3 separate regions of the Homo sapiens genome follow, and all the other regions are linked to region 1. A link is a loop called in an ENCODE intact Hi-C map of the cell type or tissue named here. Cell type or tissue: HepG2. All regions are shown on one strand.

Region 1 (8,000 bases):
TTCTTTTCTCTTTGGGGAGTCAAGTACCTTGTGCTCTGAGAGGCTTCCCTGACCTCTCCCCACCCACATGAGCTTGGCTGCCCTTCTAGATGTCCTGCCTGTCCCTGTGCAGATGTTGGTCACATCTGCCTCTGTCCTGACACTGGACTCCCAGGCTGTAACTACTCAGCTCCTTCAGCCCCCTGGGCTTGATCTCCTTGAAGGCAGGGATGCAGGGAACAAGGCCGGGAGTGGGAGCAGCCTGTGTGAATTCTCAATCCCTGGGGGAAGGGGGAGGGTTGGGCCCCAGGGACAGTAGGGACTGGAGCTGGGTGCTAGAGAGCAGAGCCTGTTGGGCTGCATGCAGGGAGCTTGCGAATTTTGGGGCGGGGACAGGGCCTGGAGCAGGTATAAAGGGCTCTGGCATCATTGTGCTACTTCTTTCTGTGAGTCCACGTTCACTGACCATTTGGGGTGTACCCAGCATCTGGCGGATCACTGGGCCTTCTGGGAGTACACCATCAGGCGGGAGAGACAGTGGACACAGACCGTTACCATGCCCTGTGCCCATTTTGCTGCTTCTCTGGGGCCCAGAAGGATGGATGCTGAGTTAGGAGTTAGAACTCCTTCATTTGCTTAGACTCTGAGGAACAAATGAGATGACGTGGGTATAAAAACTCCTTGTAAAGCATTACCTTTGATGCCATGGGGCAATGAGAGAGAACTGGTTTCTCACCCTAGTTTTCAGGAGGCCTGCACATCTATGCTGCACACACATGCTGCGGGACCAAGGAGGAGGCCAGGCAGACCCCAGGGACAGCTGCTTTGGCACGGCCTGAGCGTCAGCAGTTCCTCCTGCCCTCACCGCTGGAGTCACTCACTACCTTCCACCCCTGTGACTCCCCCAGAGAAGTGGCTCTCTGAGCTGTGGCACTCACCTTGGGAGCAGCCTTTGGAGGAAAGAGGGCCAGGCCTGGCCCTGATAAGACAGTCCTGCTTCCTGGCAAGGCTGCAGAATGGCCAGCCCTTTGCTTATGTTTTCCTTGTGACTGGCATGGGACTTAGGGTGATGGAGATAAAGGCCAGGATAGCAGGACAAACAGCCTCTGGAAGGAAACTCTTTCTGCAGGAAAGGGAGGGGGACAGGGCAACAAGGACCCCAGCATTGCCCTTCCAGAGGCAATGGCTGGGATTAGAGTCCTGGGATGCGGAGATGCCTGGAGAGCAGTGGGGTCTAGTCAGCACTGGGGGCTTAGACCTTTGTCTGGGGAGGTGGGCAGGAGGACCCTAGAGATGTGGCTGTGTGGTTCCCTTCTTCTCCCTATCTCTAAGAGCAGTCAGCTCTCCTCTCTTCCTGAGGTCCCGATGGATGGCCCCTCAACTCCTTCCTTCTGGAGCCTTCCCCGCTTTCACAGGCAGCCCTCTTGCCCACAGGCTGGGTGTTCGAGTGCTACGAGAGCAGAGCTGTAGTCCGAGGGATGGAGAAGAGGGGTTTACTGCATAGCAGGGTAGACGAGAGACCTGGAAAAGAGCAGGTTGGAAGGGGAAAGCAGCTCCAGTTGCTTCGTGGAGGGCCAGAGGGCAGCACCCACTTGGCTGGCCCCGGCCCACTTTCCCATCGCTCTCCTGCAGGTGTTAGAGCTGCGGCGGCCCATGGACTCAAGGCTGGAGCACGTGGACTTTGAGTGCCTTTTTACCTGCCTCAGTGTGCGCCAGCTCATCCGAATCTTTGCCTCACTGCTGCTGGAGCGCCGGGTCATTTTTGTGGCAGATAAGCTCAGGTAGGGCCCAGCCGGGCAAGAAAGCAGAAGGGAGGGGGGAAGGCACACCCACAAGCGAATCAGCAAGTGTTCAGGAGCCTAAGCAGGCGCCGGAGACCAGTGCTGGAGTGGGGCTGTGCGTAGGGAGATGGAAGACTAGGTGGAAAGGTAGCACCCCTGTGTGGGTGAGGGAGCAGGGTTTGGGAGCACACAGATGGCAGGATTGAGAACCCTGTGGAGGGCTTGGCCTGAGGGGAGAGGGAGGGATATTTCTTCCTTTGCAACAGCCAAGACTGTGCAGGTGCCGGGATATGTAAAGGGGAAAGGTTAAGAAATTGAGATTTTTGGTGGATGGTTGCATTTCTTCTGGAGGGGGAGGCAAAGCCATCTCAATGGGATGCTGAGTTTGAGGAAAGAGCTGCTGTGAGGAAGGGGCAAGAGCACTGACCGGGGACAGTGTGAGGAATGCTGAGCCAGCCAGCGAGGGTCCTGTGGAGGGTGTCCCCTGGAGAAGGCAACTGCAGTGGCCCAGGGCTGGGCAATGGGAGGGCTGGGGAGAAGGATGTGATGGGGGCACTGAGGTGCAGAGAGGAGAGTGGGTGAGGAAGGCTGGCCAGCCCACACCGGGAAACAGATGATGTGCAGGGCCTGGAGGTGCCAGGGAAGTCGGGGAGCTGGTTTAGGAGGAGTAAGAAAAGAGCTGGATGGGTCACAGGTCTTGGTCTGAAATGCTGGCATTTATGATTTTAGAGGTAGAGGTGTCGAGAAGGTCTGGTGGTGGCCATGGGAGGGGTGGCAGAAGTGATGGTCACTGGACGTGAGGCAGTTTAGGAAGTAAGAAGTCGGAGCTCTTCTAGACAGCCAAGGTTTAAAAAAGAAAAAAGTTTTATGTCAGTGGTGGTTAGGGGGTGACACAGGCAAGGCACAAGTGATACGGCTCCGATGAGTGCAGGAACACTAGGGTTTTTGGTTCTTATGCTGGTTTAGATAAAACGACACCGACACACGTGGAGTGGTTTTAAGGAGCGGAGAGTTTAATAGGCAAGAAGGGAAGGAGAAAGGCAGAAAGAAGAAAGTACAGAGACAGAGGGAGAGAGGCTCCAAAGCCGAGAGAGGGAACCCCAAGTGTTGTGGATACCAGCCAGTTTGATAAGAAGGCTGGAGGAGGCGGTGTTTGATTTGCATAGGGCTTAGGGGATTGGTTTGACCAGGCATGTCATTCATGTAGCCCCTCCCCCCCCCCCCCCCGGAAGCTGGCCTTCCCATCCTAGCCTTTTAATATGCGAATGTAGGGCGCCTGATGTTCTACACACGTGGGAATATGCGGGGCAGCCATGCTGCTAGGCACCTGTAGGGGCAAGGGCAAGAGGACAACGGTGGGAATTGCCATGTTGGGTGGACCCAATTTCTAATGGTCTTCATTTGCATATCAAAGGTTGCCTGCCTGGCTCTAAGAGCCGGGGCTTTCTTTCCAGACAAGAAACATTTTTGAGCTGCTTTAAAGGAAATGAGGTACAGTGGCTCACGCCTGTAATCCCAGCACTTTGGGAGGCCGAGGTGGGCAGATCACAAGGTCAAGAGATCGAGACTCTCCTGGCCAACATGGTGAAACCCTGTATTAGCTGGGCCTGTAGTCCCAGCTACTCAGGAGGCTGAGGCAGGAGAATTGCTTGAATCCAGGAGGTGGAGGTTGCAGTGAGCGGAGATTGTGCCACTGCACTCCAGCCTGGGAGTGACACTCTGTCTCAAAATAAATAAATAAATAAAAATTTAAAAATTTTTTTAAAAAAAGGAAACAAAAACTTTTCCTCTCTCCATAAAATAATTTCTTAGTAAGTCCTACAACAACAGGATGGGTTATTGGCAACATGTTACATATTGTTTTGGTCAAAGAATCCATCCCAAGCAGTGGTTTCTCTAGAGTGGTCATTTGGACATTGATTAAGCCACCTTAAATGTCAGGTGCTCACAGGAGGGCAGTGAAGGAAAATCCCCGTTCTGGTTTGTCCTCCAATAAGTCCTGAATCCCTGGGGTATTTCCTTCCGTATGTATGAGGAAGCAGTTGAGAGGAAACCGAGAAATGAACTCCCGATTGCCTTCAGAGGGACAGGAACGCAGGCCCATCCTCAGCCCAGGAGAAGAAAGGAGGAAGAAAAACCAGAGCTGCTGACTTTTCCATAGAGCACCAGGGTTTAGAAAGGAAAACTGCCCCTCACTTGTTCCCATCACAGCCTCAATGCTTCTGTGTCTCACACTTCTAGGTGTTCTGTGGGCCCATCAGGCCCTTGTGAAGAAATCTAGCCCAACAGCTGGAATGAGCTGGGTACAGCAGTTCCAAGAGGCCCCTCCTGTGTACCAGCCATGGTCATTGTCAGCCAACAAAGCCCCTGACTGCCCAGCTTTGGTGCCCTGGCCTGGCCTGACCTTAGTGGCCCCTAAGAGAGCCTGGACCATGAGGTTTCTTTTCCTGAAGGTTCTACCCTCTAATTCAGGGCTGAGCTTCCTCTTTGCCACCCTGCCCCCCCCCAGGCCAGCTCCCGTGGGGCTGTGAATACAGCTATTGTTTCCTGTGGTTGCAGCTGCCTCTGAGCACATTCCAGGACCATTCTGGGAGGGACGATCCCAAGGTCTTGTTCTTGGCCTGGCCGGGTATTCAAGTTCTGCCAATCTGGGGTCTTGGAAAAGATGTCCTTCCTGTTCTGCCTGGGGTCTGCCTCTGGCTGGAGAGGGGAGGGGTAGGTCCAGCCAGCTCATGATCCGTTGCTGATGTTTTAGGTTTTCCACAAGTTCTTTGTCCCTCTTGCCTAGTTCTGATGTGGGGTGGGAGAGGGTACCCACGATCTGCATTCACTGGCCCTAGGGGTTTACAAAACCTACTGCCTCCTCAGCCACGGGCCCACTGATGTGCCCCCCAAACCCGAGACAGCCCTTTTCCAGATCTTTGTCAGATGACTGTCCTGCGGGTTGCTGCATACCTTCCTGGCTGTTTGCAGGTACATTTCCCTAAGAGAGTAGCATTGTTGTCCTTGAGGCGCTACGCAGTGGGAAAGCGGGGACTTTACCAGTCTGCAGGGTCCCTGAACCCCATTAGCATTTTTGTTGCACTGGGAGGTTTACGATCAAAGGCTGTCCTGAGCCTCCAGCGAGCTCTAAGTTCCTGGGCCTGGGCTCAGGTACTCTGTCTCTCTGTCTGCCCATCAGTACCCTCTCCAGCTGCTCCCACGCGGTGGTGGCCTTGCTCTACCCCTTCTCCTGGCAGCACACCTTCATTCCTGTCCTCCCGGCCTCCATGATTGACATCGTCTGCTGTCCCACCCCCTTCCTGGTTGGCCTGCTCTCCAGCTCCCTCCCCAAACTGAAGGAGCTGCCTGTGGAGGAGGTGGGCCACCGGGGGAACCAGCTGGGGGGAAGGGTGGAGGGGGAAGCAGGTGCTGGGATCTTACTTGTGGCCCCTCGGCCTCTTTACCAGGCTCTTATCCTTTCTCCCTGGGAGGTCTATCCCCGGCTGGAGTACTTCCTGTTAGCTGACCCTGGGAACCTGGGAGGTCTGGAGGCCTGGCAGAGGGCATTGCGGGACTCATGCCCTGAGCCACTCTGCTAATGACTCCTTTTCTCAGGCGCTGATGGTGAATCTGGGATCTGACCGATTCATCCGACAGGTAAGAGGGTGGGTGCTTGCTAGAGTTGGGCTCCTGAGCACCCTGCACCATCACACACACTACTCAACCTTCACAACCTGTTTGTTGAGCTCTCTCTCTGGGTTCAGTACTACTCACAGACTAGTCAAGGGTGGGGAGAAGCTGGTCTTGGAATCCTTGACCTTAGCAGGGTCCGCCTTTCCAGTGACATCATGAGCTTCTAGAAGGCAGTGTGGGAATTTGAAGAACACGGCCTGGGAGTCCACAGACTTGGCCACTGGACTTTGCCCCCTTTGAGCCACATGGTCTTAGGCCTCTAAATTCTTCTGAGCTCTAAAGGAGAGGTGGTGACAACACCTGCCTTGAAATGTTTGCTGGGGGTTACACAAATAACTATAGATTGTTATGTAACGTACAGGTTTGCAATCATTGTTGTCAACTACAAAAAGCCTTTGTTAGTCGTGGAAATCCTCCTGGCTCTCTACAAAGGAGCACAACCCAGTGCTCTCCCCTATGGAAATGTACTTATTGTCTGTTACACACCAATGACGGAGCTGAGGACTCCCTGGGTACCAGGCATAGTGATGTGGACACAGAAACAGAGTATAGAGACGAAACAACAGTCTAACTTCATTCCTGAGACACAGGCTGGCCACAGTCCCCCTGCCCCAAGCCAACTGTGCCTCCTGCCTGGAGCTGAAGATGGAGGAATTGGGGAGACCTAATCAGGAACCCCTGGCTGGTCCTGGTCACAGAGGCCAGTGAATGCCACACTGGCTCTACCCCCTTTTTTTTTTTTTTTTTTTTTTTTTTTTTGGAGACAGGGTCTCACTGTCATCCAGGCTGGAGTGCAGTGGTACAGTCATGACACTGCAGCCTCGACCTGCCTGGGCTCAGGTGATCCTCCCCATGTCAGCCTCCTAAGTAGCTGGGAGTACAGGTGCATGCCACCATACTTGACTAATTGTTTTTTTGTGTGTGTTTTGCAGATAGAGGGACCTGCTAAGTTGCCCAGGCTGGTCTCGAACTCCCTCCTGGGCTCAAGCGATCCTCCCGCTCAGCCTTCCAAAGTGTTGGGATTACTGGCGTGAGCCACTGCGCCTGACCCTCTACCACTTTTAATCTCTGTAATCTTGGGCAAGTTTCTTAACCTTTCTGTGCTTCAGTTCCTCATCTTAAAATGAGGTTGATGATAGTTATGAGGGTTACTGGGAGAGATAAATGAGATTATCTACTCACGCTCTTCTAACAGGTCTTAGCACATAGTAAGTGCTCAGTGTCAGCTATGATTGTCACTGTGCTTTCTTTCTCCTGCAGATGGACGACGAAGACACGTTGTTACCTAGGAAGTTACAGGCAGCTCTGGAGCAGGCTCTGGAGAGGAAGAATGAGCTGATCTCCCAGGACTCTGACAGCGACTCCGACGATGGTGAGAATAGTGCCCGGGCACGGTCAGCTCTGCTCCAGGCTCCCTCTGCTCTGGGTCAGGGCCCCATAGGGCCAGAACTCTGCCTCTGCACACCAAACCCTTTCTGGCTGATGAGGACCTTGGTCTCACTCTAGCGTCTTTTCTACCCCAGGTAGTTTAGGAAGGAAAACCCAAAGACATGTGGCAACCCCAAAGATACTTTCTGCTGACAGAAAACTAATTATTCCTCCTTCTGAGGCCTTGCCTCAAGCCATTGCAGGAGATGAAAGGCACTTCCTCTTCCTTGGAAGCCAGAAAAATCACTTAGGGTGAGGGATATGATGAAAGTGGTGCTCTGGTTTCTACTTTAATTCATCCAGCAATTATGTTTCAACTTCCATGTTCAGAACATAGTTTCTGGCCTTCTGCAGCTCGTAGGCTAGTTACAAGGCTATGAGCACAAGAAAGCAAGCTTCCAGAGGCCGGGTGTGGTGGCTCACGCCTGTAATCTCAGCACTTGGGGAGGCCAAGGCGGGTGGATCACCTGAGGTCAGGAGTTCGAGACCAGCCTGGCTAACATGGTGAAACCCCATCTCTACTAAAAATACAAAAAGTGCACCTGTAATCCCAGCTACTTGGGAGGCTGAGGCAGGAGAATTGCTTGAACCCAGGAGGCGGAGGTTGCAATGAGCTGAGATGGCGCCATTGCACTCTAACTTGGGCAACAAGAGTGAAACTCGGTCTCAAAAAGAGCTTCCAGAACAGAAGAGTGGTACTGGCTGGAAGTCTTGTTGGGGAGAGGAAGACTACACCAGGAAGATTGAGGAAGGCTTTGCAGGCTCTTGACCTGAACCTCAAAGATTGTCTTTTCCCTTCCAGAATGTAATACCCTCAATGGGCTGGTGTCGGAGGTGTTTATCCGGTTCTTTGTGGAGACCGTTGGGCACTACTCCCTCTTTCTGACACAGAGTGAGAAGGGAGAGAGGGCCTTTCAGCGAGAGGCCTTCCGCAAATCTGTGGCCTCCAAAAGCATCCGCCGCTTTCTTGAGGTTTTTATGGAGTCTCAGATGTTTGCTGGCTTCATCCAAGACAGGGAGCTAAGAAAGTGTCGGGCAAAGGGTAAGTCTTGGTTATCAGCTCTCTTCTCTAATTTTTTCACCCACAGCAGGGCTGAAGAACCAGGCACTATGATGGAAGCTCTTGGACATCAGCTA
Region 2 (8,000 bases), 94 kb before region 1:
AAACAAAAAAAGGCGGTGGAGACTGCAACACCTGTGCCATCCTCCTGGGTCCCTGATAGCCCTTAATGTTTTGTCATTGGGGGGGTTGGGATGGCTTTTATTTTTTGGTGTTCCCCAAAAGTTAATCCTCAGTCTGTTCTCTTTTTAATTTACAATCTTTCCCTGGGATTCCATCTTCTACTGTCACCAGTTAGAGAAAGCGAAGGAGTGAGGGGGAATCTAACTCTGCCTCTCTTGCTTCGGAAACTGAATGTATTTATTCATCCAATAAATATTTATGGAGCATTCCTTCTGTTCTAGGTTTTGTTCTGTATGCCGAGGAGGTAGAGATAACTAAGACATTGAAGTCCTTGTTGTCATGGAGCTTGACGTGTAGTGAGTGGGGAAGCATTTCAGTAAACAAGTAAACAAATCAATAGATGAGATCAAGATAGTGCTGTGAGCTCGGAAGGATATAATGGTGATGTAAAAGAGAGAGTAACAGGGACCTGAGAGGTTAGAGAAGGCCTCTGAGAATGACGTTTGAACTGTGAGCTCAAGGATGAGAAGAAGCCGTTAATGTGCAGATTTGGGGAAAGTTCCTTTCTGGAAAAGGGAACAGCTGTCAAAGCTCCTGAGGTAGGAAAGAGCTTGACATGCAGAAAGGACACCTAGGAAGTCATCATTGTTAGAATGTAGGGAGCAAGGGGGTGTCGGGGTGGAGGATGGTGGCACAACTTGGGATAAGGTATGGAAATTTGAGAGGGAGAGAGAGGAACATTGAATCTGATGGAGAAGAATCAGGAAAAAGAGTAGGGTGCTGGGCATGGTGGCTCATGCCTGTAACCCCCACACTTTGGGAGGCTGAAGCGGGAGGATCGCTGGAACCCAAGAGTTTGAAGCTTCAGTGAGCTATGATCATGGCACTCCAGCCTGGGCAACAGAGCAAGACTCTTTCTCAGAGAAAAGAATAGAAGAGAAGAGACAGAGCAAGACTCTGTCTCAGAGAAGAGAAGAGAAGAGGAAAGGGGGAAAGGGGGAAGGGGGAAGAGGGAAGTGGGAAGAAGGGGGAAGAAAGAAGAGGGAAGAAGGGGAAGAAAGGGGAAGAAGGAGGAAGAAGGGGGAAGAAGGGGGAAGGGGATAAGAATATGAGGAAACAGAAGGGATCTGAAGTGGGCATAGACATACCTGCTTAGCTAAGGAAGTCGAATTAATATAGTCTGCATACTTCTTGGGATCAAGCACTATGTATTTTTAAATTTTCTGCAGATTTTAGGTTAGCGGTAAGACATTAGTGTAATGTTTACTCTGTTCTAAGCATTGTGTTATACTAGGCATTTTTATTTCATTGTTTTAGTAAATCCTTACAATGATCTGTGAGTTAATTTGTTGATGTTGTAACATCTGCAGGGATGTGGAGTAGCTAACTTGCTTAAAATCTAAATCTAAGGCTGTTTGATTCCAAGCATGTGTTCTTGCCACACTTCCACTCTGGTTGGTATATCAAATGCAGCTCTTCTTTGGTTATCTAGAACATCTAATGAGTTTTTTCCTTTGTATCACTATGTGTTATTTATGGTCACATTTTGAATGTTTGCAGAATTGAATGAGTTTTTTTTAGCTTTCTCTGAAAGGGGTACCTGGTTAAATACTGAGAATGCGAGTCCATATAAACAACTGGGGAGGGTGGGGCTGTGGCAAGACTTGGAAGCAGTTAACCTGACTTACATCTCTCCCTCTGGGCAGGAAAAAAATGGCCTTTCTCCTTAACGCTCCATAAGTAGTTAGATGTCTTAGATTGCAATTCCCCCTATTGTATAAGAAGATGGAATTTACTTTTGGAAAAAGTAAGTAATTTGTCAGTAAACTAGTGTTTGTAAATAAACCCTGATTTCCTAGCGTACAGATCTCTTCTAGAGTCTTCAAGTTTGTTGGAAATGTTTGAGAAAAGAAATGTATCAGGCCACAAATTTCACTTCTTGGAAATTGAACATTGACTAGTTTCTATGGGTTGATACTTCTTTTTCTTTTTCGAGATGGATTCTCTGTCACCCAAGCTGGAGTGCAGTGGCATGGTCTTGGCTCACTGCAACCGTTGCCTGCCTGGTTAAAGCCATTCTCCTGCCTCAGCCTCCCATGTAGCTGGGATTACAGGCACACGCCACCATGCTTGGCTAATTTTTGTATTTTTGTAGAGAGGGTTTCACCATGTTGGCCAGGCTGGTCTTGAACTCCTGACCTCAGGTGATCTGCCCACCTTGGCCTCCCAAAGTGCTGGGATTACAGGCGTGAGCCACTGTGTCCGGTCCATACTTCTTTTTTTTTAAAGGTTTGATCCTGTTTGGATTCTATCAGTAGTGAAGGCCCGGGATTCTGAAATGAAAATGTATGCAGTGTTTATAAACTCTCATTCCTTGGTGTTCATGAGATCTGTGGTCAGCCCAATCAGCCTGCTTAGATGGAATAGTTTGTGAAGGGCAGAGCAGGGTGAGACTGAATTTCAGATTTAGCATAGATTGCTAGAAAACAGAGGAATTTCTTTGGTAAGTCACTGGATTTTGCTTTCCTGTCTCCCCTTCCCAGTCTGTTTCAGTAACAGACTTGCTTCTGAAGGAAAGATAATGTAGTTGGGAAAGGTTCCTTTACAGGGTGTTGTTCAGATGGTCTTCATCACTGATTCACAATGAGCAGACATTGAATGGTCATCTGCCATGAGCAGGGACACACAGATGGGTTGGAAGATGAGGCTGGAAAGACTGGCTGAGGTCAGATCTTTAAGGGATTGAACCATCCAGAAAGCGGGGAATCACTTTCCCCAGGAAGCAGGAAGGAAACACATTTGAATATGATTTGTAGAAAAGAAACCTAGGAGACCATGTAGAAGATGGAAATGGAGTGGGAGGAAACTTGCCTATTTTATTGGCTGTAACTGGAGGATGATATTCCAGTCCCTCAAAATTCATTTAGAGCAGAAAGTAAGGGAAGTCTCAGGGTGGGCGGGATCAGAACTCCAGATTGCAGAGCTTTCTAGAGCCCGTAGAGCAGTGGTTTTCAGACTTGACTGTGCACCAAACTCACCTGGAGAGCTTGTTAACCAATTTAGTAGAAATTTTTTAGTAAAAATTTGCATTTTTAACAAGTTTGGAAGTGATGCTGCTACTGTTGGCTGGGAACCCCACTTTGAGAACCACTGCTTAAGAGGCTTGGCAGCTGAGATGCCAATAAGGGTATGAGGGCCAGATGTTAATTGGCTTGCTTTCTTTTACTGACCCAGAATTTCATGTCTACAAAGCTTTACTTTAGATGTTCTTAGGTGGCTTACTCTAAAACATCAACAAAGCCTGGTAAAGGTCCATGCTCTCAATGACTCTTCTCACCAAATCCGTATCACTTCTGGATGAGATTTCCAGGTATGTGCTCGTCTTTAAACAGATGCTTGTCTGATTTTTGGAAAATGCCCATCCTGGGCACTTGATTTCATTAGGATTGGTGGCATTTCTGCCAGGAAAAGCTTCCCCCCGCCAGTCAGCACTACTACTGGCTGGCAGGGCTGTTTCAGGGACAGCCAGCAGGGGCTGCACAGAATGTGTTCTGTTGATTAGCCAAATTTACACAGGACATGCCTGGGAGATTATCTCTTTAGGCCAGGAGTTGAATTTCAAGGGCAAAGTCCACAGTTGGCAGCCGAAAGGCTGAGAACACCTGGAAGAGGGGAAGGATTTCACTTGACTTTCACTTCCCCAGGCCTCAGTGCCTCTTCCCACAGAGGCTGGGTTTTCTCCTTGTTGCTGCCTGAGCAGGTGACCTTGGGATGGTTCCCACAGAGCAGTGTGGCTCCAGGCACTGCCCTTTGCTGTCTACTTCAGCACCTGTGGCTTCAGGTGAGACACTTGCATTAGTCAATGTCAGCTGCCCTGTCCTCCTTGGCATCATCATTTCTTGAATTCTTTTCTGGGCTTGCTTCTTTCTTTGCGGGGAAGGCCTTCATTTTCCTTCATAGTCCATGACTCGCAGGTTTTCCCCGAGCTCTCCTTTTCTTACCTTCCTTCATTAGTTCAGTACAACTGTAGAATTCTGTTTCAATGTAGGAAGGGAGACGGCTACCCATACATAGCCTGAGACAACCCACCTGGGGCTCCTGTAGCCTCAGTGCTGTCCCCGGGGTGGAAGGACCACGTGGGTGGGTCCACACAGCTGTCGTCTATTTTGCGGATGCTCACTGGGAACTTGGATTCAGTCCTAGGTGCCTGGGAGTTGAGAGGTGAGAATACAGAGTGCTCAGGGTGGCAGAGTGGGGACTGGGACTCAGGTCTTCTCACCTCTGCCCATTTAGGGCCTTGCTGTGTATGTAACACTGAAACTGTGTTTCACATTAGCAGGCAGGCATCAAACCGTCTATCTGGCTAACTTTTGTTTAAGACATTTTTTAAAATAACAAAAGCAACACCAGGTGTTCTAAAAACTTTTGCAAAATGGGGAATACGTAAGGCAGAATATGAGCATCTTCTATAAACCCATGCCCCAGAAAAATAGTTATTGTTAACAGTTGGGTAGCACTGGGTTTTTTATTTATTTATATTTTTTATTTATATATTTAAACTAACATCCTTGAGCCATAAAGATTCTTTAAATGATGCATTTTTATGTACATTTAGTTTTACACGAAAAGTTTATGCTCTTAATTTAAAAAAATGGAAAGTAAGAAGTGTTGGTGAGAATGTAGAGAAGTTAGAATCCTCATACATTGTTAGTGGGAGTGTTAGCGGTGCAGCTGCTGTGGGAAAGTTTGATTATTCCCCAAAAAGCCCCAAATTGCCATATGACCCAGCAATTCCACTCCTAGGTATATGCCCAAAATAATTGAAAACAAGGACTCAGATTCTTGCATGCCAGTGTTCATTGCAGCATTATTCACAGCAGCGAGAAGGTGGAAACAACCCAAATGTTCACTGACTGACGAATAAACAAAATGTACAAACAATGTGCAAAGAAAATGTATAAACACAGTAATACAGACTGTGGACTATTCTTCAGCTGTGAAAGGAAGGAAGTTCTGATGCATACTACAATGTAGATAAACCTTGAAAATGCTGCCCTAACTGAAATAAGCCGTATATAAAAGCACAAATATTTTGTGATTCTGCTTATATAAAATATCTAGAAAAGGCAAATTCATAGAGACAGGAAAATAGATTAGAGGTAAACCAGGAGCTTGGGGAGAGGGGAGAATGGGGAGTTATTGCTTAATCATTGCGGAGTTACTGTTTGGAGAAGTTTGGGAAATAGTGGTAATGGTTGCACAACATTGTGAACATAGTTAATGCCACTGAATTGTACACTTTTAAATGGGGAATTTTATATACTTTACTGCAATTAAAAAATGGAAAGAAAAGATTATACTGTACTGAAAAACATATCACTTGTAATTTACCTAGGATATTTTTCTACCTCAGTATGTGCTTTTAAGGAGCAGCATTGCATTTCTTCAGAGGGATGTATCATAATTTATTTAACCAAGCCCCTTTTGACGGACAATTGAATTGTTTCTCAGTTGTTCCTGTTATATGCAGTACTGTAATGAACAGCAGTATCCAGCTGTCTTTGCCCATGTGTCCTAGTACTTGTATTTTATTTCCTTAGGCAGAATTCCTAGAAGGAAAGATTTGCTGATCAAAGGGTGTGCTCATTATAAATGTTAAATTGCCAAACTGCCTTCCAAAGAGGTTGCATCAGTGTACTTCTCATCAGCAGGGTATGGAGGTGCCTCTTTCCACTGCGCCCTGGCCCAACACAGGTGTTATACATTTTTTTACTCTTCGCCAATCTGATAGGTGAAAAAGGATTTCTTATTGTTACTTTATTTAGGATGTCTTCAGTTATTAATGAAATTAGCATCTTTTTATCTTTCTGGTAGTTGATTTTATTCCTTTGTAAATTTTCTGCTCAAATACATTGTTAATTTTTCTCTTTGGTCACTATTTTATCTTGTAGACTTGTGAGAGCTTTTACATACATACGGCATTAGGACTCTTTGCCATATGTGTTGCTGATAATTTTTCCCCCAATAAAAATTTTTTTTGACTTTGTTTATGCTAATTATTTGCCTTTCACATGTTTTACATTTTTATTTAGGCAAATATTTTCCTTCAAGGTGCTTCCCCTCATCTCGCTTCTCGGCTGTGGAGTTGAATTTTCTGTCATACTTGGAAAAATCTTCTTCACTTGTCAGAATCACAAAAAAAAATTTATTCATGTTTTCTTTTAGTGTTTTCTTGGTTCCAGTTTTTACATTTAAACTGTAATTAATTTTGCTGTAAGGAGAGAAGTAGTAACTAAATTTTCTTTATTTGTGTGTGTGTGTGTGAGATAGCGTCTCACTCTGTTGCCCAGGCTGGAGTGCAATGGTACGATCTCAGCTTACTGCAACCTCTGCCTCCCGGATTCAAGCAATTCTCCTGCCTCAGCCTCCCAAGTAGCTGGGATTACAGGCACCCACCATCATGCCCAGCTAATTTTTGTATTTTTGTAGAGACGGGGTTTCACCATGTTTGCCAGGCTGGTCTTGAACTCCTTGACCTCAGGTGATCCACGCGCCTTGGCCTCCCAAAGTGCTGGGATTACAGGCATGAGCCACCATGCCCAGCAGGAATTACATTTTGTTGATAAGAAAACCTAAGATAACCTTTTTTTCTATTAAATTTTTTCTTTACTAAAAATTTGTGAACTTCTTTTCACTTAAGGATGTACCATAACAATTAAAAACATTTTCTGTGACATTAAAGAAATATTCCTTTTTTTTTTTGAGATAGGGTCTTGCTCTGTAGCCCAGGCTGGAGTGCAGTGGCATGATCTCAGCTCATGCAACCTCCTCCTCCCAGGTTCAAATGATTCTCATGCCTCAGCCTCCCAAGTAGGTGGGACTACAGGCACATGCCACCATACCCGGCTAATTTTTTGTATTTTTAGTAGAGATGGGGTTTCACTAGTTGCCCAGGCTGGTCTTGAACTCCTGACCTTGAGCGATCCGCCTGCCTCGGCCTCCCAAATTGCTGGGATTACAAGGTGTGAGCCACTGTGCCTGGCTTAAAAGAATATTTCTGATTAAGTTTACAAAAAAAAAGCCTTTAGTGAGAGAGGCAGATTAAAAATTTCACCCAAGTCTTCTGATTCCTAATCCTGTTTTTTGTTTGTTTTCTCTTATCCTATATACGATACAACCAGATTTCTTTTGTTAATGTTTGGGGATAGTTGCATGAATCCCCTTTGCAAAACTTTCCAGTGCTTCCTATGTGCAATTGTATTGACATGCTGGACCTAGATCTTGTGACGTAGAAGCTTCTCCCTTAAAAATTTTACCTGCTTTGATGAGCTCACCCTGGCTGAGGTGGCAGCAGGTGGGCAGCTGGTACTGAGGAGAGGCAGTAGGCCAAAGTCTAAGCAGGTATTAAGACCCAGAAAGGGTGTGGCTTTTGGAGAAGAGCAGCTTGAAAGGTGTGAGGAAATGGAGCTGCTTTGGGAACAGATTCAGGAAGGTTTTTGAAGTGAGAGAAGGAAAAGAAATAATGTTTATTTAGTACCTACTTATGTCCCAGACACTAAGCTAGTCAGGTCCCACCTAACTGTATTTTAAAAGGCAGCTTTTAGTGCTGGATCAACCTGGGGTTGTTTTTCCAAGGGTTGTGAACTTGCGAACTCAGAAAAGAAAAGTTAGAGTTTAGGAGACCGAGAAAAGCAGGATTTAGCGAGCATCATTTCTGCTCCATCAGCCAGGGGCTTAAACAGAATTTTTCTTTGAGACTGCTCTCTTTCTTTGCTCTGTTGCACGGGCTGGAGTGCAGTGATGCTATCACACCTCACTGCAGCCTCTACCTCCTGGACTCAAGTGATCCTCCCACTGCAGCCTCTGGAGAAGCTGAGATCATGGGCACGAACCACCATGCTTGGCTAATTTTTAAAAATTTTGTAGAGATGGGGCCTTGCCGTGTTGCCGAGGTTGGTCTCGAACTCTTGGGCTCAAGTGA
Region 3 (8,000 bases), 56 kb before region 1:
GATCCTCCCACCTCAGGCTCCCAAGTAGCTGGGGCTACAGGTGTGCATCACCAACCTCCTGCTAATTTTTTATTTTTAGTAAAGACAGGGTCTCGCTCTGTTGCCTAGGCTGGTCTCAAACTCCTGGGCTCAAACAATCCTCCTGCCTCTGCCTCCCAAAGTGCTGGGATTACAGGCGAAAGCTCACATTTTTGAGAATCTTGGTTTGGGTACTTACAAGGAACTTAATCTAAGGTTACTGAAGCTTGCAGCGGCTCTGGGTTGTGTGGGCAGGTCAGGGGAAGGGAGGTATGGCAGGGAGAGAATGGAGGCAGCACTGAGAAGATAGAAGGAAAGGGGCTCAGGTTCTTAGTATGTTTCTAGGAGCCCTTTTATCCCTTAGAGAACCAGGCAAGTCGTCGATCTGTCGGGAGGTTAGGCAGAGAGGGGCTGTGCCTTTTGCTTATAGCATTGGTGAGCTTAGCTCTTTCTAGGAAGCAGGGGAGCTTTTCCACAGGAATTTAGCAGGAGGCCTTGCTGCTTCAGGAAGAACAGGGGCTGATGGGAGGATCCAGAAGACACAAGTGCTGAGGGTGAGGTTGAAGTCCCATGCGGAGAAGGATCATCCTGATTTAGTTGCATTTGTTAAGCTCCTTAGAATCTGAGGGCCAGTATTGGTTGCTGAGACTCTTGGCAGCCCTCCTCTGGGGAGCTGCCAGTCTGTTCCTCATGTCCTTGGCCAGGGCCCATGGATGAGGAGAGGTGCAGGAAGGAGTTGGCAAGAAGGTAAAGAGGGTCTGAGGAGATGTTTGCTGGGCAGGATGAGTAGGCAGGTTGGTCCCAGGGCAATCAGGCCACAGCTGCACACTGTTGGGTCACTATACTGTCACTGTATTGCTGGCCCTTTCCTGGCTCTCACCATGTTCTCAGAACACACACAAGAGCTCTGTTCCCATTCCCACCTTCTCTGTCCCTTTAGGCTGCTGCCTAAACTTTGACTTCCACGTGAGCAGAATTGCTTAGGAGAGTAGTGGAACATAGATGTAGCAGAAATTCTCTCATGTGGTTGAGAGGTTTCCTATTTTCGGGCATCTTGACTTCTTACCTCGGCTATAAAGCAGAGTGCTGGGCAATGTTTACGTTTCCTCTCAGTGGTGACATTAACCTCAGCAGAATGGGAGGCTTTCCTCCAAATGCTTGCATTTCTTCCTCTTCACTCAGGGCTCAGCTGTCTCCTGCTTCAAGAGCAAGGCATACTGTCACATCCACATTTATGCCTGCAGAAAAGTATCAGACAGACATTTAGAAATGTCACCTAAACAAGGACAGACAGGTTTTTTGCTCTAGGATAGGAAGGTCCATTCTTAGAGGTGGGGCACCCCTCAGAAAGAGCTCCCTTCAGAGACTGACCTCTCATCGGTCCCTTCTTGGACCTTTGAGAGAGCCTCTGTGGATCAGGTGATGGGATCGGGTCAGAGGGAGAAAGGGCACTCAGGATGGTAGAGAGTTGTCTGGTGAAGGCTGGACTGAGCAAAAGCTGTCAGCCTTCCGGGAGGTCTGTCCTCCTGTGGCAGTGAGGGGAATTGATGGGGGTTTCAAGCAGCCAGGAGGCTGTGCCCTGCACTGCTCCTGCCCAGCCGTCCAGGAGGTTTTGTGTGGCTGTTGCCAATGCCGTGCCTCCTAACCCTTCCTGCTGGGATGCAGGCTAGAGAGCTGCGACACTTACCTGCTGGTTGGGAGGTCAGGTTAGAGCCGAGTGGACCAGGTGGAGGCCATGGATGAGGAGGCACAGCGCTGCGGTGGAGGGAGCCGCGGCATCTAACTGGGCCACTTGTGCTCAGCTCTGGCCCACTGTTGTCATATAGGAGTGCACACAGTGATGGTAAATTTTCTCATTTTTCAAAAGAAGCTAGAATCTGAATTTTTCTTTCTATTCACCTGCTTTCTTAAGCTTGACAACTAATTCAAATTATTTAAAAATAAAAGGAAGGCCAAGTGAGACATGTTTTTGCTTCTGCAGACCACCAGTGTATGACTGATATAAACTCTTTTTCCCAGGAGCTTAGAAATGAGGAGAAAGCAAGCAAAGGGATCAGGGTGGGTGGCAGGAAGAGTAATTTCAAAATACAGGAAGACGGAGCACACCTGGAGACTGACGAAATGGCTTAGATGAGCCATTGGTAATGCTTTCACTGGATCCCGTGGTGTGTGCGTTCCTTTGTGGTTGAGGGCCAGTGGTTCTCTGTGTGGTGGAAGAAGCTAATGGGATGGGGGTAGGAGGAAGAGGGGCTGAGTGCCATCTTTTAGTTGCACATAGCTAGGCAGATTCTTGGGAAGATGGTGAGTCGTGACTCCATTAAGTCCCTAGAGAACATGCTGTGGGACACAAGTTTTTGCACTTAAGGGCATATAAGCTTGATTTAAAGCGCTTACTAAAATGCAGATTCCTAGGCCCCATCCCCACAGATTCCCGTTCAGTAGGTGGGGCCTGGGACTCTGCATTTTAAAGCACCCCATCAATGTTAAAGAAAATAAGTGGACAATGGAGTGAGACAGAGCTGGGTCTACATTCCTGCTCTGTTCCTTCACTAGGTGAGTGATCTTGGTCCAGTCATTTAATTTCTCTGAATTTAAATTTCCTAATCAGAAAAAAGGAGACTGTATTATCACTACCTTGTAGAATGGTGAGAACTAAATTAGAAGACAGTTGGAGGCAGTACAGGGTCCTGGCCCAGAGCTGGTGCAGGCCACCTGGTCATAAATCCCTGCCCCTTTCTAGCCGTGTGACTTGGAGCAAGCTAATTAACTGCTCTCTATCTTGGTTTCCTTGGTAAAGTGTAACTAACCCTGTGAAATATTAATAGTACCCACCTCACAGGGTTGTTAAAGGGTTAAATGACTTAATACACATGAAGTGCTTGTAACTTTAGCTGTTATAATTACATGTTTAAAAGTCTAGCAGCGTGTCTCATAATAAATGCTCCTTTGCTTTTCCTTAGGTCCCCTTACTGTGGGTAACAGATTAAAGCTTAATCCAAATGTCACCTTCTGATGAGGCCTTCCTGGAGTCCACTTTTTACTTTCTTGTCTCCCTTCACAGTTAGCTTCTCCAGGGCAGGGACTGTGTCTTCCATGTTAATATCCTAGCACCTTGCACAGTGCCTCACATAGGGTCAGTGAATGGAATGATAGTACTAGGGAGTCTGAAAGATGACTCAGACTTGGGAATGGAGAGGTTGTCTTCCAAATACCTAGGGAAGTGTGATCTGGAAGAACAAACATTTTTTAAGCTTCTATTGCCAGACAGGGCAATCATGGGAGGTAGGTCATATTGCTATTATGGCTGTTATAGTGACAAAGTGAGTCTTTGACACTCACTGGAGCAAGGTCACATAACTAGCAGTTGTCAGAGGCAGGGCTGGACTCAAGGCAGGTGTTTTTCCACTGCCCCTCGGGGCCTGCGACTGTGCCTGTTTGTCTGGATGCAGTTTGTAGAAAAGTTCCAGAGGTACCTTATTCTATTCCTTTCTCTGGATTGTTACTCTTCAGATAGTTGTCTATAATTTGTCAGAGCTGTGTTTTTGAGGAACTTTGGATGGATGGTATATGCTAATTGAACAATTTCCTTTTCTAAACATGCAGTTTCTGCCTAGACTTTGCCATTGAGGGCCTGGGAACTAGCAAAGAAGCCTCTCATCATGCTTGAGTCTCTGCTCCATTCCCATGGGCATTTCCTCTGCTTTAGGAGTGTCTTCTCTCCCTGCAGTCTGACTAGCCAGGATATCAGGCTAAAAGCATAGATGAGGGCCTGGGGCTGCTTGTAGGAGGTGGGGAGAAATGGTGTAGCCCAGGAAGCCAGAATGCTGAGAGTCCTCAAGCCTGAGCTTCAGGTGTAAAGGGTTAACCTGGCCTTCAGCTCCTCAAGTCCCAAATTATTCTCTGATCCTGATAGACCTGGCCCAGAGAGAGCAGTTGGTGGGGAGGCTGGTGAGTAGGCATCTGTGTTTCTAACCTAGTGCGCCCCTGTGAGGTTCTCAGCAGTGCCAGCTCAAGATGCCTGAATTCCCAGGCCACTTCTGAGAATGGCAGCTGCACTCTTGGAGAAATGTGACTAAGGGTCCCTGTCATGGGCCTGGAAGCAATTTTGTTCTGCTTCTTTCTTGGTTACATCTTCACAGGATTTTTCTTCTTAGCCACCCAGATGTCAGAGTCAACTACATTTCTCTTTCTTAGTAAGTTGGCTCTGTGTTCTCATATACAACTGCATGATAGCATTTCAGAGCAGTGAGTCTACCCTCCTGAAAGCAGAAATTCAGGGAAAGAAAGAATATGTTTTTCATCATGTTTTTTTAACATGTTTCAGTTTCTGGTCATGCCACAAATCTTTTGCCTTTTCTCCAAGGGCCTGCCCTGGAACTGATAGAGCAGGTCAAATGTTGTTTTCATGGATGGTGATGGTTACTGTGATCATTGCTACAGTTGAAAACTGATGCTTAGCAAGTTGATTCCTATAGCACTGTGCTTCCTGAGGACCCTGAAAACTGGCCTGAGAAAATGTCCAGAGGTTGCCTTTTCTCTCCCTTCTCTGTTGTACATATAGCAATATGATATGCCAAGCACTTTACTTGGCACTGGGCTGATACAGGTAGAGAGTATCTCACTAGAGCCAGTGTGCGTAGATGCCCTGGGGGCAAGATTGACTTTATCATCATCATCATCATCACCATCACTAATGTTATGCTATTAATATAGACTTAAATTTATAGGGCCAAGCATGGTGGCTCATGCCTGTAATCCCAGCACTTTGGGAGGCTGAGGCGGGAGGATCACTTGAGACCAGCAGTTCGAGACCAGCCTGGGCAACATAAAGAAACCCCATCTCTACCAAAAAGAAAAAAGTTAGCTGGACCAACTCCATTTTATGAAGGGTAAAAGTGAGGCTTAGAGTTGGTTTCCTTTTTCCAGAAGCATCTGCCGTATTCACCTTGGAGGGATGTTTCATTGCTGTCACCATCAGCTAATCATCCCCTGCCTACTGGCTGCTTCCTCTCTTTCCAGTTAACATACCACTCCCTATCACCATCACTAAAACCACAACCCTGAGAGCTTATGCGAAGTTAAAATTAGAGCTAGTACATTTCATCTTGAGATTAGGAAGGAAGTATAAATGCTATCAAGAATTAGGACTTGACTTATTTTTATCATCAAAACCAATCACTTATTTGCACCAAAGTAATAAGTAAGATGGTCTCCAGGATTAAGGTCATCAGTGGCCATAAATAAATATGTTTAACTTTCACATCCAGATATACTTCATTTTGGCCAATGTGATGGAGGATACCAATCAGAGGGAGAGAACTACTGTTTGTAAACTGTTCAGCTTCCGTGATGGTGGTGTTCGCCTAGGCTGTGGTGCACCTTGACATTGGAAATATGCTTGATGTGTCGTTTGTGTTGTCACTCACACCCACTCTCCAAGGCACTTAAAAAGATTTATTTAGCTCTTAAGTTTTAACGTCTATATTGAGATGTAATTAACATGCTGTAAAATTCATTGATATAATGTAATGATTTCTAATATATTCACAAGAGTTGTACAACCATTACCACTATCTAATTCTAGAACATTTTTGTCACCCCAAAAAGAAACCCCGTACTCCTATCAGCCATGTCCCATTCTGCCACCCTCAACCAGTGCTAGGCAGCTCCTAGTTTACTTTCTGTCTCTGTAGGTTTGCCTGTTCTGGACATTTCACAAAAGTGGAATCAAGGTTTATTCATGTTGTAGAATGTATCAGTACTTTACTCCTTTTTATGTCTGAATAATATTCCATTGTGTTGATATATACCACATTTTGTTTATCATCAGTTGATGGACATTTGGGTTAGTTCCACTTTTTGGCTACTATGAGTAATTCTGTTATGAACATTTATGTACAAGTGATTGTGTGGACATATATTTTCATTTCTTCTGAACAGATACCTAGGAGTGGGTCATCCTGGTTTATATGGTAACTCTGAGTATAACTTTTTGAGGAACTACCAAATTGTTTTCCAGAGTGGCTGTGCCATTTTACATTTCTACCAGCAGGGAATGAAAGTTCCAATTTCTCTACAGTCTCACTAGCATTTGTTTTTATCTGTCTTTTTTTGTTATAGAAATCCTAGTGGATGTGAAGTAATATCTCATGTGGTTTTGATTTGTATTTCCCTAATGACTAATGATATTGAGCATTGTTTCGTATGCTTATTGGCCAAGTTTATACCTTTGGAGAATTTCTGTTCCAAATCCTTTGTCTAATTTTTAATTGGGTTACTTTTTTATTATTGAGTTGAAAGAATTCTTTATATATTCTGGATACAATTTTCTTAGGAGATACATGATTTGCAAAAAATTTCTCCCATTATTTAGGCTGTCTTTTCACTTTCTTGATGGTATTGCTTACAGCACAAAAGTTCTTTTCTTTGACATAGTACAATTCATGTCCTTTGTGTGTGTGTGTGTGTGTGTGTGTGTGTGTGTGCGCGCTTTTGGTGTTATATCTAAGAAACCATTGCCTAATCCAATGTCATAAAGATTTACTTCTGTTTTCTTCCAGCGTTGCTTTTGTAATTGTAGCTCTTACATTTAGGGCTATACTACATTTTTTACTTTATTTTTAAATATGGTATGAGGTGGGGCCCTACTTTATTCTTTTGTATATGGATATCCAGTTTTCTCAGCACAGTTTGTTGAAAAGACTCTTCTTTCCCCATGAATTGTCTTGGCATCCTTATTGAAAATCTGTTGACCATAAATGTAAGGGATTATTTCTGGACTCTGGATTCTGTTGTGTTGATCTCTGTTTCTGTTCTTATGTCAGTACTGCACTGTCTTGGTTACTTTTTAGTATTTTTTTTTAATTGGCAACTCAGAGTCTTCTAACTTTGTTCATCTTTTTCAAGATTGTTTTGGCTGTCCTGTATCCCTTGCATTTCCATAAAATTTTAGGATCAGCTTGTCAATTTCTGAAAAGAAGCTAGCTGGCATTTTGATGGGTATTCTGTTGAGTCTGTAAATCAATTTAGGGAGAATTGCCATCTTAACAATATTAAATTTTCTGATCCATGAATATGGTATGTCTTTTCATTTTTTATGTCTAATTTCTTTCAATGATGTTTTATAATTTACAGTATACATGTCTTGCATTCCTTTTATTTATTTCTAAGTGATTTATTATTTTTGCTGCTATTGTTAATAGAATTATTTTCTTAATTTCATTTTCAGATTGTTCGTTGTTAGTATATAGAAATAAAATTGATTTTTTTTTCTTTTTGGAGGCAGAGTCTTGCTCTGTTACCCAGGCTGGAGTGCAGTGGTGCAATCTTGGCTTGCTGCAACCTCTGCCTCCCAGGTTCAAGTTACTTTCATGCCTCAGCCTCCTGAGTAACTGGGATTACAGGCATGCACCACCACACTTGGCTAATTTTTGTATCTTTAGTAGAGATGGGGTTTTGCCATGTTGGCCAGGCTGGTCTTGAACTCCTGGGCTCAAGGGATCTGCCTGCCTTGGCTTCCCAAAGTGCTGGAATTACAAGTGTGAGCCACCACACCTGGCCCAAAATTGATCTTTAATATTGATTTTGTATCCTGCACATTTACTTGAAGTCACTCAGCAGTTTAATAGGTTTTTTAGTGGAATCCTTAGGATTTTCTACATACAAAATCATGCCATTTGCAAATGGAAATAATTTTACTTCCTTCTTTCCAACCCAAATGTACCCTTAAATTTTAATCTTCATATTCCTTTTATTACTTGGCATAAAATAGTGTTCCTGAAAGGGTAGTGCATTTACCATGGTGATATATTAGCTAAGAATATATGGTACATGAACAGACATTTTTTACTTTTAAATATTTAAATACCTTAATGTATATTACTTTTATTTTAATGGGTATTAGAAAAAATGATGAGCACTTCTAGCTCTCAATTTCATGATGTGTACTCAAATGTTACTTTATCGTAATGGTTTTCCCTGAA

Evidence for each region. A loop is a pair of places that touch in the nucleus more often than their neighbours do. Peaks named below come from ENCODE experiments on the same cell type or tissue, not always from the same donor. Only the 100,000 strongest peaks of a DNase experiment are listed, where the experiment ranks them.
Region 2: it touches region 1 in a loop (5-fold over the local background); 23 of 110 quality-filtered maps call a loop at or near these places.
Region 3: a loop joins it to region 1, with 2.1 times the contacts of the local background. A loop is called at or near these places in 19 of 110 quality-filtered maps.

What each region holds. Positions count from the first base shown.
Region 1 is chr11:8,696,332-8,704,331 of GRCh38, reverse strand. DENND2B (DENN domain containing 2B) reads left to right here. Exons shown (of 20, transcript NM_213618.2): 14 at 1,612-1,760; 15 at 4,942-5,119; 16 at 5,358-5,399; 17 at 6,696-6,807; 18 at 7,666-7,905. Among named protein-coding and RNA genes, the nearest start is that of SNORA3B, 15 kb to the right of the region's middle. RefSeq lists enhancers at 1,429-2,214, 4,577-5,362, 5,363-6,150 and a silencer at 5,076-5,370. In HepG2, no CTCF peak of the experiment used is centred here; DNase peaks (open chromatin) are centred at 4,291 and 5,781.
Region 2 is chr11:8,790,547-8,798,546 of GRCh38, reverse strand. The region is part of intron 1 of DENND2B (DENN domain containing 2B); the gene reads left to right. All of the region lies in intron 4 of DENND2B-AS1 (DENND2B antisense RNA 1), which reads right to left. Among named protein-coding and RNA genes, the nearest start is that of DENND2B, 16 kb to the left of the region's middle. In HepG2, a CTCF peak has its summit at 3,560 (motif pointing right); DNase peaks (open chromatin) are centred at 3,616 and 5,246; H3K4me3 peaks cover 1,416 bases.
Region 3 is chr11:8,752,533-8,760,532 of GRCh38, reverse strand. All of the region lies in intron 1 of DENND2B (DENN domain containing 2B), which reads left to right. Among named protein-coding and RNA genes, the nearest start is that of DENND2B-AS1, 12 kb to the left of the region's middle. RefSeq lists an enhancer at 1,187-1,687. In HepG2, no CTCF peak of the experiment used is centred here; a DNase peak (open chromatin) is centred at 3,352.